2 separate regions of the Mus musculus genome follow, and region 1 is linked to region 2. A link is a loop called in an ENCODE intact Hi-C map of the cell type or tissue named here. Cell type or tissue: left cerebral cortex. All regions are shown on one strand. Each heading gives the region's core, and the rest is flanking DNA. Links, peaks and the distances in the headings are about the cores only.

The links. Hi-C counts contacts between places; a loop is a spot of excess contacts. Peaks named below come from ENCODE experiments on the same cell type or tissue, not always from the same donor. Only the 100,000 strongest peaks of a DNase experiment are listed, where the experiment ranks them.
Region 1: a loop joins it to region 2, with 7 times the contacts of the local background. A loop is called at or near these places in 40 of 42 quality-filtered maps.

What each region holds. Positions count from the first base shown.
Region 1 is chr1:132,592,132-132,597,455 of GRCm38, reverse strand. It overlaps Nfasc (neurofascin), which reads left to right. Exons shown (of 30, transcript NM_182716.4): 22 at 808-930; 23 at 1,799-1,972; 24 at 4,091-4,105. Among named protein-coding and RNA genes, the nearest start is that of Gm51646, 47 kb to the right of the region's middle. In left cerebral cortex, for the core only: CTCF peaks have their summits at 1,124 (motif pointing right) and 2,614 (motif pointing right); a DNase peak (open chromatin) is centred at 2,617.
Region 2 is chr1:132,522,974-132,528,297 of GRCm38, reverse strand. Cntn2 (contactin 2) reads left to right here. Exons shown (of 23, transcript NM_177129.5): 6 at 13-222; 7 at 504-603; 8 at 1,835-2,010; 9 at 2,344-2,480; 10 at 2,862-2,991; 11 at 4,555-4,705; 12 at 4,813-4,940; 13 at 5,188-5,324. Among named protein-coding and RNA genes, the nearest start is that of Cntn2, 17 kb to the left of the region's middle. In left cerebral cortex, for the core only: CTCF peaks have their summits at 2,288 (motif pointing left) and 4,176 (motif pointing left); DNase peaks (open chromatin) are centred at 2,259 and 4,186; H3K27ac peaks cover 554 bases.

The DNA.
Region 1 (5,324 bases), core at 510-4,509, 69 kb before region 2:
ACACTCCTGGGAAGTTGGCCTATGTGTATAGAGTACTACCAAGTGTCACCCCCACCCTCCTGAGGGTTTAGGTTTGATCTAACCCTGGGGTCCAGACATCTAGAAAGTTCTATTATCACCTTGGTTCCCCTTCAGCTCTTTTATCCACTCGGCATGAGCTATGGCTTCTCTGTTTCTCCTCCCTCCTTCCTTAACTGTTTCCTATTTTTCTTCTTTTCCTCCTCTCGCTTATCCCTTGCTCTCCTCTTGTCTTCTTTATCCCTGTCTCTCCCTCCTTCCTCAGTTTGGTTCCTATCATTAGTCTCTCCTCATCACTTCCCCACCCCTTTCCAGGTGCTCTGTCCTGAGTCTCTATCTCCTCCCCGACAGAGCTTGTATTCCCAGCTCAGAAGCTGGGGCCTGCTGCTGCAGCCAGTGGTGAGAGCCCTTGGCTGGGGACTGGGAACTGCACCCTTGCCACAAGACAGCTATGATTGGTTCCCTGCCTGGGAGTGGCTCTCTGGTTTGGAGGTATATTTGCAGGATTGAAGCCACCTATTTGTGTCAACTCCAGGGTAGCTGCTAAAAGGAAACTCACTTGACTTCTTCCTCCAATTCAGCAGCAGTAGCAGAGCCCACTTGGCTTTATACCAGGTGAAAGTGGTTGCCAGGCAGGCAGCAGGCTCTGCCCTTAAGGAGCTAGGTCCAGGTTCGACAGTAGTCCTGCACAGCGATACCTAAGGTCATGCCTTCATGCCTGTACTTTGTTTTCTGTGTTCTCCTCATCCTCCCTGCCCTCACCTCCTGGCTCCTTCCTCCTTCCCCAAGTACCCAGTGCCCCCAGGCGGTTCAGAGTCCGACAGCCCAACCTGGAGACCATCAACCTGGAGTGGGACCACCCAGAGCACCCCAACGGAATCCTGATTGGATACATCCTCAGATACGTGCCCTGTATGTTCTGCTTCCCTGCTTTCTCTGAATCCGATACAATCACAGACCATTTCTCACTAGTTTCTTGAGGAGTGGAGATCAGAAGCCTATGGGCGCAGAGGGCATTCCGTAGGAAATGTGAACGCTAAGGGAGAGCTCTCCATAACTAAGGGAGCAAGCAGAACCCAGTCCCTGCTCTTCTTATACAGCCCCGCCTGTAGGAGGCAGTAATCCCAGCCCTCTGGAAGCTGGTAGTCTTCAGCACCTACAAGGCTATGCAGAAGAGTTCCTCTCCCATTAGCCCTTCTATGTGATGGGCAAATGGTGTGTGCGCAGGCATCTGAGGATGCTCAGGAGTCTCCATAGGAACAGGGATGCCATCACACTTCAACAATGTTAAGACGTCCAGTGTAGACAGTGCTGCCCCTCTCTGGGAAGCCCAAAGGGCCAGGGACCTGTTACTGACACTTTAGCAGTGTGTCTTCCATGCTGTTCTGAATTGATCTCTGGATCTGACCTTTACCCTCCTGTATTGAAGAAAGTGTGGTCTTTTACAAAAGAGGCAGTAGCAATCAAGGCCCTGGGGGATTTCCCCGGTTCTATTTGGACAGAAGAGAAGAATTCCAAAGATTTGACCTTGACCGGGGGCTTGGGAAGTGCAAGCTGAGCTTTTAGAATTGGCCACGAGACTTTCAGGAGGCTAGAGACGCTGGGCTCAGTGACAAATGTGAACCCTGAGGAACACTGGAAGTTCCTCAGTACTTATAGTGGGAGGTCCCGATGCCCGCCTTTAAATCAGGTCTTGAGTATTGCTGGGCAGGGGCCACATTCCTCTTCCAGAAACTCCGAAAGCTGTCCTATCAAACCTCCCACTTGTCTCTCTCCCCAGTTAATGGAACCAAACTGGGAAAGCAGATGGTGGAAAACTTCTCTCCCAATCAGACCAAGTTCTCTGTGCAGAGAGCAGACCCAGTGTCGCGTTACCGCTTCTCCCTCAGTGCCAGGACACAGGTGGGCTCTGGAGAAGCAGCCACAGAGGAGTCCCCAGCACCTCCAAATGAAGGTAGGTCCACGGTGGCAGTCCTTGGAGTAAAAGGCCCTAACTAATCTAGACACCTAGAGAAACACACCAGAAGCTGGGTTTGGCCTTCCCGGCTAGAAAGGAAGTGAGGCCACAGAACCTCAGGCCCACTGCAGGAGACAGCCTGACTTGGGTACTGAGAGATATCAGTAGTGTATCGGGAAAGATCATCACTCTTAGATGTACAGGCGGACTGGTCCTCCACTTTGCCCTGACTTACTCAGCTACTTATCAACTATCTGTCCTTGCAGGGGAATAAGGAAGGACATGTGAGACGACAGGCAATCAGGGGGACATGAGAAATAACCATCCTGATGAACTCCAAAGAGTCAAACTGCTCATCTACTGAGAGTCCTCCCTGAGGACTCTGGGAACATCCTGTCTTTTGCCAAGGGCATAGAGAGCCAAGGAGATAGGGCAAAGTGCTTGCCTGGATCAAAAGCAGAGCAGGAAATAATATGTTCTCCCTTTACAACATGAATAAGATGAGGTGTCTGGTTGCAGAGAGGTGGGAGCTGGGAACAACTCTTGCCAAGCCAGCTTCACAAACAGCAAGTGAACTCAGTCAAGGCCAGTTCTAACCTCTAAGATCCCAAGCCAGAGCTGTGCCTGACCTGAGTGTACAGTAGAGGGCGCTCTCGGCTCATTTGCATGCATTGCTGGTTTCAGTGTAACCTCCCAAAAAATTGGACCCTAAAAGCCTCAATACTGGCAGCGCCTTATAAATGGTGAGCACTCTCTACCTCTCCAGAGAGACAATAGTCTATGCAACAGTAATTTTTTTGAGGACCCACCCTCATGTACCAAGCCAGGCACTGCACCAGTAGCAAGGGAGATAAAGATAGTAAGAAGTTCACAATGTCTAGAGACGTCCTCAATAATGGTTCTTTGTCTTTCTGCCTGAATGAAGGTGTTGCCAAGGGCAGGAAGTTTGGGGAGATTCAATATGTAAGGGGAGACCAAAAGGGCGATGTGAATAAGTATTCCTGGGACTGTCATATGATCGTGACTAGTGCCTGTCTCCCATGAGGTCCTGTGGTCTCCTCCTGATCCAGATGTGCTCTTCTGAGCATTCTCATCTGTGTCCCAGGAGAGCGCTGTGCTTCCTAAGGGGACGGCCAGGCCCTGCTGCTTCAGCACAGTATTCTTGTACAGCTGCAGCAGCAGTTGGGAAAGGACTGTCAGCCCCCTGTGTCCCTCTCTGGTCTCCTAGATAAGGAGTAGTCACACAACAAACTCCCGATCCTGGTGTCCTCTTCCAACCCCTGGACATTCAGGAAGTTGGTTAGGGCTGCTACCAGAGACTGACAGACTAGGGTACACTCTCTCTGTACTTCTAGAGATGTCCAGAAAGCCTCTCTTCCCGCCTCAGGGCAGCAGACAAAGCCACTTTGTCCAACCCCAGTGACCATGATGGGGGAATTCCTGCAACTCCAGAGAACAGAGATGGTTTTGGATTTGTGGAAATTGTTCAGAGATCTATTCTAGAGCTCTCAATCATATTTGTGTTCCTAATCTTATGAACTACAACTAATGGGGAAAACTGAGGCAGCAGAAAACCAGATCACATGCTTTCAGAGCCCCAGGGCCTTCAGCGCCATCATACTTTGAACATATGAGCCTGGGACGGTCCCTTGCCCTACTATCAAGCATCTTGCAGGGGATCTTGTTGCCTAGAATTGGCTGCTCCTGCACCACCTACATTTTTATCCTCAATTCCTGGCATCGTAGAGGATCACTTAGCCCAGCCAGGGTAGGACAAATCCTGGGGGGAAAAGCTGGAATATAACACTCTGCCTGAATTGTGCCTTGCAGACACCTCTTATATGGCAAGCCCTTGATTATGGATAGAAATGTGTTAGGTCTCTAAGCCCCAGGTGGAATAACGACAACCCGCCTAGCTCCGGTGGGGTAGAGCATGACGCCCTGAACACCACTTAGCATCCTCAGGGTTGCATCTAGCACCTGGCCATACCCCTGGAGTCAGGCTGGCGCCAGACCCTTTCTGTTCTCCTCTGTGGTCTCACCTATGCTGTTTTCTCTTCCCTCTCTCATCCTCTCTCCCTCTCTCTCTGGCCATCTTGGGTGCTGTGTCTGAAGCTACTCCAACTGCAGGTATTGTACCATCAACAGAGGTAATGGGCATGGCTCGGGGCAGTGCAAATGGAGCCCATGCTGGCCAGAGCCCAGCAAGAGGAAGTGGCGAGGGCTGAAAGCATGCTCCAGGTCACCCTTTCAGTGGAGAAGCCAAACTTGAAAGGAAGGTGTTTAGAGAGCATTGACTAGAGGATGTGAGCATGCTCTCTCCTTTCATATAATGCTTGTCCTTACGAAAGAGGCTGGCTCAGAAGTGGTCTCACATGTAGAACCCTCTGAAGCTGAGAGAAAACCTGTTGTGGCCACCTGAGCCTTGCTGGACCTGACATCTCTGATCATAGAGATGCTCTTAGAAGGTGTGCTATAGAGGGAACAGCTGGTTCCTGGCCCTGGTGACACCACAATCCCCCTGAAAGGGTGAACACACTGCATGCTGGCCTTTGCATGCTGCATGGGGGGACCCAGCGCCATTCCACCAGCTAGCGTATGTTCCATTCAGTGAGAATAAGCAAGCACGTCTCTGAGTGAGACCAGGGCTCCAGAGCCTGGAGCCTCAATGTGTGTCAGGGATTGATGGTCTTGACTCCAGGAACTCAGCTCCTCAGTATTTGGTATGGAGACAGACCCCCTCCTTTGGGGTCAGGAGCTGGCCAGGTGGGTCTGTGACAAAAGCCAACCTGCTAACAAGTTTCTCCTCCAGTCTTCATGCTGTTGGTTTGAGGGCCATCAAAGCTCTACCAAGGGCTGCCCTCAAGCCAGAGAAACTAGGCAAGGGCTGCCTGGGTTCCTTTCCTAGTCCTCTGAGCTTGGATTTTCCCACAAGTTAGGAGATGAGGGCATTCCAGGGTACACGAGAGCCTGCATAAAGAAACAAGTTTTGTTAAGACACACCTTTAGGTGAGAGAATCAAGAACCAGGCAGGAATCCGAGCTTGCTCTGTATTTCCTAGCTCACTTGGTTTGCTTCCTACCAACACCCGTTTATTTCCGCCCACTGCTTCCTACATTGATTCTGCTTCTGTTGCATACCCCCTTATGGTTTCATGTTTTGCCAGCCAGATCCGCCAGTATTAAGAAACTACCAGTCTTCCCTACCTCAGCCTCCTACCCAGTAACCAGGCCAGCCAGCTAGGCCAGTGCTTCCTCCCACCAGCCCTCTTCCAGGATGTGAGTCACAGAAGTTGTCCAAGGCCTGGGGACCACAGAGCAAACAATTCTTGCCATGCTAGAGGGAGGGT
Region 2 (5,324 bases), core at 659-4,658:
CTTCCTTTCTAGGTTTGTCCTACCGCTGGCTCCTCAACGAGTTCCCCAACTTCATCCCAACGGATGGGCGTCACTTCGTGTCCCAGACCACAGGGAACCTGTACATCGCCCGCACCAATGCCTCGGACCTGGGCAACTACTCTTGCCTGGCTACCAGCCACCTGGACTTCTCCACCAAGAGCGTCTTCAGCAAATTCGCGCAGCTCAACCTGGCTGCTGAAGGTCAGGATCTAGGGTAATGGAGGCTGAAAGGGTCAATAGGCCTTGGAGAAATGGTATTCTACCAAGCTTAAGAATTGCAGCTCAGAATATATGAGGTCCTGCTGCCGGGTCTCAGATCCTTGCCCCAGGCCCCCCAGAAAAAGAGAACATTTGGAGATTCCAAATATTTATGTGGTGATCTGTGAACTTTGGAAGGCATGGGCCCTAATACAAAGCACCTCCCTGGAGCCCTTTGCATGTGGTTCACACAGTCAATCTCTCTCTCCCCTCCACCCCCCCAGATCCTCGACTCTTTGCTCCCAGTATCAAAGCCCGGTTCCCCCCAGAGACGTACGCACTGGTTGGGCAGCAGGTCACCCTGGAGTGCTTTGCCTTTGGGAAGTAAGTACCATCAGGACAAGAGTGTCCTGGGCCCAGGCAGGGTTTCATTTCAAAGCCCCTCAAGAGCAGGAGGGATCACAGAGTTAAAGAGAACAAAGTCAATAGACTAACAGAGTCCTGGACACAAAACAGGCACCACCCACTACCTATAAAACAAGTTCTGCCAGTGAGACATCACATACACACACACACACACACACACACACTCACACACACACACTCACAAACACACACTCACTCACACACACACACATACACACTCACTCACACACACACACTCACACACACACACTCACACACACACACTCACAAACACACACACTCACTCACACACACACACATACTCACTCACTCACACACACTCACTCACTCACACACACACTCACACACACACACACACTCACTCACACACACTCACTCACACACACACTCACACACACACTCACACACACTCACACACACTCACACACACACAGATGGAGGGGCTTTATAGGCATGAGGGAGTCATGTGGCCTCCCAACAGTAAACAGTAAAATCCTAAGCAGTTTAAGGAGCAAGCCAGGGCTAGCAGCAGAAAAAACAGTGTGCCGACCCCATCCTGCTGGTTCAAAGCTCAGCTTCAACACTTGCTGGCTGGGAGACCTCGGGCAAACAACCTCACATCTGAGGCTCAGCTCTAGGACTGACGGATGGTCAGGGTTGACAGTGGCTAAAGGATTCTTACAAAGATCAGTTGGGTCCATGGATACCAGGCCCTGAGAGTGGTGCTTGGTGCTTTGACAGGTGTGGCATGAATGTTACATTAGCCATTTCACAAATTACAGCAGAAAGGCTTGCTTCTCTTTCTTGCTGTCCCGGAAAAAGGATCCTCTAGAGCAAGGGTCATTGCTTTCTGCTGTGTGGGATGTTCTTGAGCATCCAGGAAACATGTATAAATGAGCAGGGTAACATGTTGATTCCTCAGATCCAATGGTTCCCTAGCCCATTTTAATGTCCAAATTACTAATAACTAACATGCCTTGGAAAGGCGGGGTGATGATAAAAGGGACCTATAAAAGCCTGTTCCTAGTCTCGTTTGTGCCCTCTTCCCGTCTGTCCCCTCCCAAACAGGAGTCCCCTTCACCTTGTCCAGTGCTTCAGGAGGGCCTGCGAGTGTGAGCATAGGCTCTGTGGACACTCGAGAAACATGCTCAGCTCAGCTCATCCCCTCTGGCTCTTTCTCCCCTGCCAGCCCTGTTCCCAGGATCAAGTGGCGCAAAGTGGATGGTTCCTTGTCCCCTCAGTGGGGCACAGCAGAGCCCACCCTGCAGATCCCCAGTGTTAGCTTTGAAGATGAGGGTACCTATGAATGTGAGGCAGAGAACTCCAAGGGCCGTGACACCGTCCAGGGACGCATCATTGTGCAAGGTACTGAGCTGGAGATACCTCCGTCTTCCCTGAGGAAGCAGCATGAAAATCCAAGAGACTGGGAGGCCTTCTGCTTGAGCCTTCTGACCCTTGCCAGGACTGCTAAACATAGCTGGAGAGGCCGTTTCAGAGCTCAGCGGGGGCATACAGAAAGCACACAAGTATTTCAAAAGATTTAGTTGCTAAATCAGTCCCTGGCACAACCAGAGAGTGCCAGCTTCTTCGCCCTCATTTCTTTGTTCTCTCCAGCCCAGAATACCAACAGCGCCCTCTGCTGTCACTTACAAATACTGCAGCCTTATAATTCCCTATTCCTCTCTTTCTTCCCCACAGCTCAGCCTGAGTGGCTAAAGGTGATCTCAGACACAGAAGCCGACATTGGTTCCAACTTACGTTGGGGCTGTGCTGCGGCAGGCAAGCCTCGGCCCATGGTGCGCTGGCTGAGAAACGGGGAACCTCTGGCCTCCCAGGTAGGAAACCAAGGCTTCCTCCCACACGACCACCCTCTTCTGCTGCCTGGCCCGCTTACCCTGCTGGGCCAACCAAGGGGTCTTGGGACGTTCTGGTGCTTCTTCTCACAGAGAGATACATGGCCACAGGTGGGTCACCTGTGTAGCATCACAGAGATCTGGGATCCCTCCATCAACCAGAAATGTAACCTTAATCTAGCCTCCAGGAGACCTAAAGGACCAGGCAGCCCTGAAGTAGACCTATATTCATGAACCCTCATGCTGAGGGATGTTAGCTTACAGCCTCTGCAGCACACCACCACCATCACCATCACCACCCGCCCCTGACTCCTTCCTGGCCTCCAGTGGTCCTCATCTTCCTGCCTTGGCTCTTCTGCACAGAACCGGGTGGAGGTCTTGGCTGGGGACCTGCGATTCTCTAAGCTGAACCTGGAGGACTCCGGCATGTACCAGTGTGTGGCAGAAAACAAGCATGGCACCATCTATGCCAGTGCTGAGCTGGCTGTACAAGGTAAAGGACCCAGGAGGCAGGGACAGCCCTGGTGCTTGAAGGTTGTGTCTGGCTGGGCTTCTCCAAATGCACACTTGCAGGCTCGTGTGCTAACATACACATGTATGTTCTTTCTTGTTTTCCAATGGCCCCTGAGTAGCACCAGTTTCAAGACATGAGACTGAGAGTTTTCCAAAGACATGGTTTTTGGGTTTTTTTTTTTTGTTTGTTTGTTTTTGTTTTTACTTGCTGCATTGAAAAGATCTGATCTGTATTTAACCTAGTTCCTTCAGCTCTGTGGCCTGTGGCAAGTTACCTGATTCTATGCCTCAGTTTCCTGATTTTAAAAAATGCTTCATCCTGTCCTTGAACAGCGCTTTGAGGGGAATTGAAATTCAAAGGGTGAACTATGACAGGCCTGACATTCAGACGGGGACAAGGAACACCAGCCACTTGAGCTTACAAGGCACGTTTTCTCTGCTGCAAGATGAACGTTAGAAGCCTTTATTAAGTTTAATAAGGCTCAACAAAGACTTACTCGTTTTATTTTTTATTTTATTTGTACGAATGCCTGTATTTGTATGTGTATCACATGTTACAGAAGTCAAAAGAAAGTGTAGATTCTCCTGAAACTGGAGTTACAGATGGTTGTGAGCCACTGGGCACTGGAAATTAAACTCAGGTCCATGCTCTGACTTACTGAGCCATCTCTCCAGCCCCAAGACTCTTCCTTTCATTCAATTATTCAACCAATAACTTACAAAGCATCTCATGAGGAGCAAATACAGTAGTACTTAAATACTTAAAGTACTGTACAAGAAAAGGGAGAGGAACAAACTTAGAATTTATTCCAGAGAACCCTAAAAGTATGGTTAAAAAAATACCAAGGACAGCAGTGGTACCCAGGTGAGCAGGTTAGATGGGGTGGTCAGGAAAGACTCTGAGGAAGTCACGTTTAGACTGTGACCTGAGGGAGACAGACTTGTAAATATCTGGGGAAGTTTCAGGTAATATGCATGCAGACACAATGATCCAAAGGCAGGTAAGACTTGGCATTCAGGGGGTTAAAAGGAAAGCTATGGGGCGTGGAGGTGGAAAGATGACTCATCAGTTAAGAGGACTGGCTGCTCTTACACAGCAGACCCAGGTTCCATCCCCAGTACCCACAGGGTGGCTCACAACTACCTCTAATTCCAGTTCCAGAGACTCATACGCCCTCTTCTGGCCGCCTTAGGCACTGCATGCAAGTGGTACCCAGACATACAAGCAGGCAAAACATTCATATATATATATATGTGTGTGTGTGTGTGTGTGTGTGTGTGTGTGTGTAAAGTAAAAATAAAAGAAGTCTTTAAAAGAAAAAGGGAAAAAGTTGAAAGCAAGACAGACAGTTGGAGCGTGTGAGAGGGACGAGTGGAGCCAGATGTGATGACACAGGGGTAGATGAGTTCTAGAGATGTTGCTGCCACTTGACAAGTTGGTCTCCAGAGGCCAGATGCTTAGCACATAGCCAGGTGACATCTTAGTTGAGGTGGGCGGGTGGCTATCTCGAGGGTGAGTGTTTGAGCACCCTCTCTCCTGCAGCTCTGGCCCCAGACTTCAGGCAGAACCCTGTGAGGCGGCTGATCCCTGCAGCCCGAGGGGGAGAGATCAGTATCCCGTGCCAGCCCCGTGCGGCTCCAAAAGCTACAATACTGTGGAGCAAGGGTACTGAGATTCTGGGGAACAGTACCAGGTAGGTTCTGTGTGCCACCGCTGAGATGACGTCTTGGAGGTCAGTCCCCTTCCAATGGCCACGGTGTGTCCCTCAGTTGACTAGATCTTTTTCTGTCCTTGCTGCAGAGTGACTGTCACTTTGGACGGCACCTTGATTATCAGAAACATCAGTCGATCGGATGAAGGCAAATATACCTGCTTTGCTGAGAACTTCATGGGCAAAGCCAACAGTACCGGGATCCTGTCTGTGCGAGGTAAGGACTGTGGTCTGTTCAGATGCTGGGATGCTGTTCTGCCAACCATCTGCTCTTGGCTTCCTATACATCTGCTTTCAAGGCAACGTCAGAACTCAGTCTCTCTTGGGACCACCCCTGGCCAGCCTCCAGAATCTGACCACTCATGAATATGCATCTCTTCTAGGGGTACAGGCCAGAGCCTCTCTCCTTCCTGGGCTTTTTCCCTCACAGAGCCTTGTTTTGTTGTTGCTGTTTTGCTTTGTAGATGCAACGAAGATCACGCTAGCTCCTTCGAGTGCTGACATCAATGTGGGTGATAACCTGACCCTACAGTGCCACGCCTCGCATGACCCCACTATGGACCTCACGTTCACCTGGACCCTGGATGACTTCCCTGTTGAC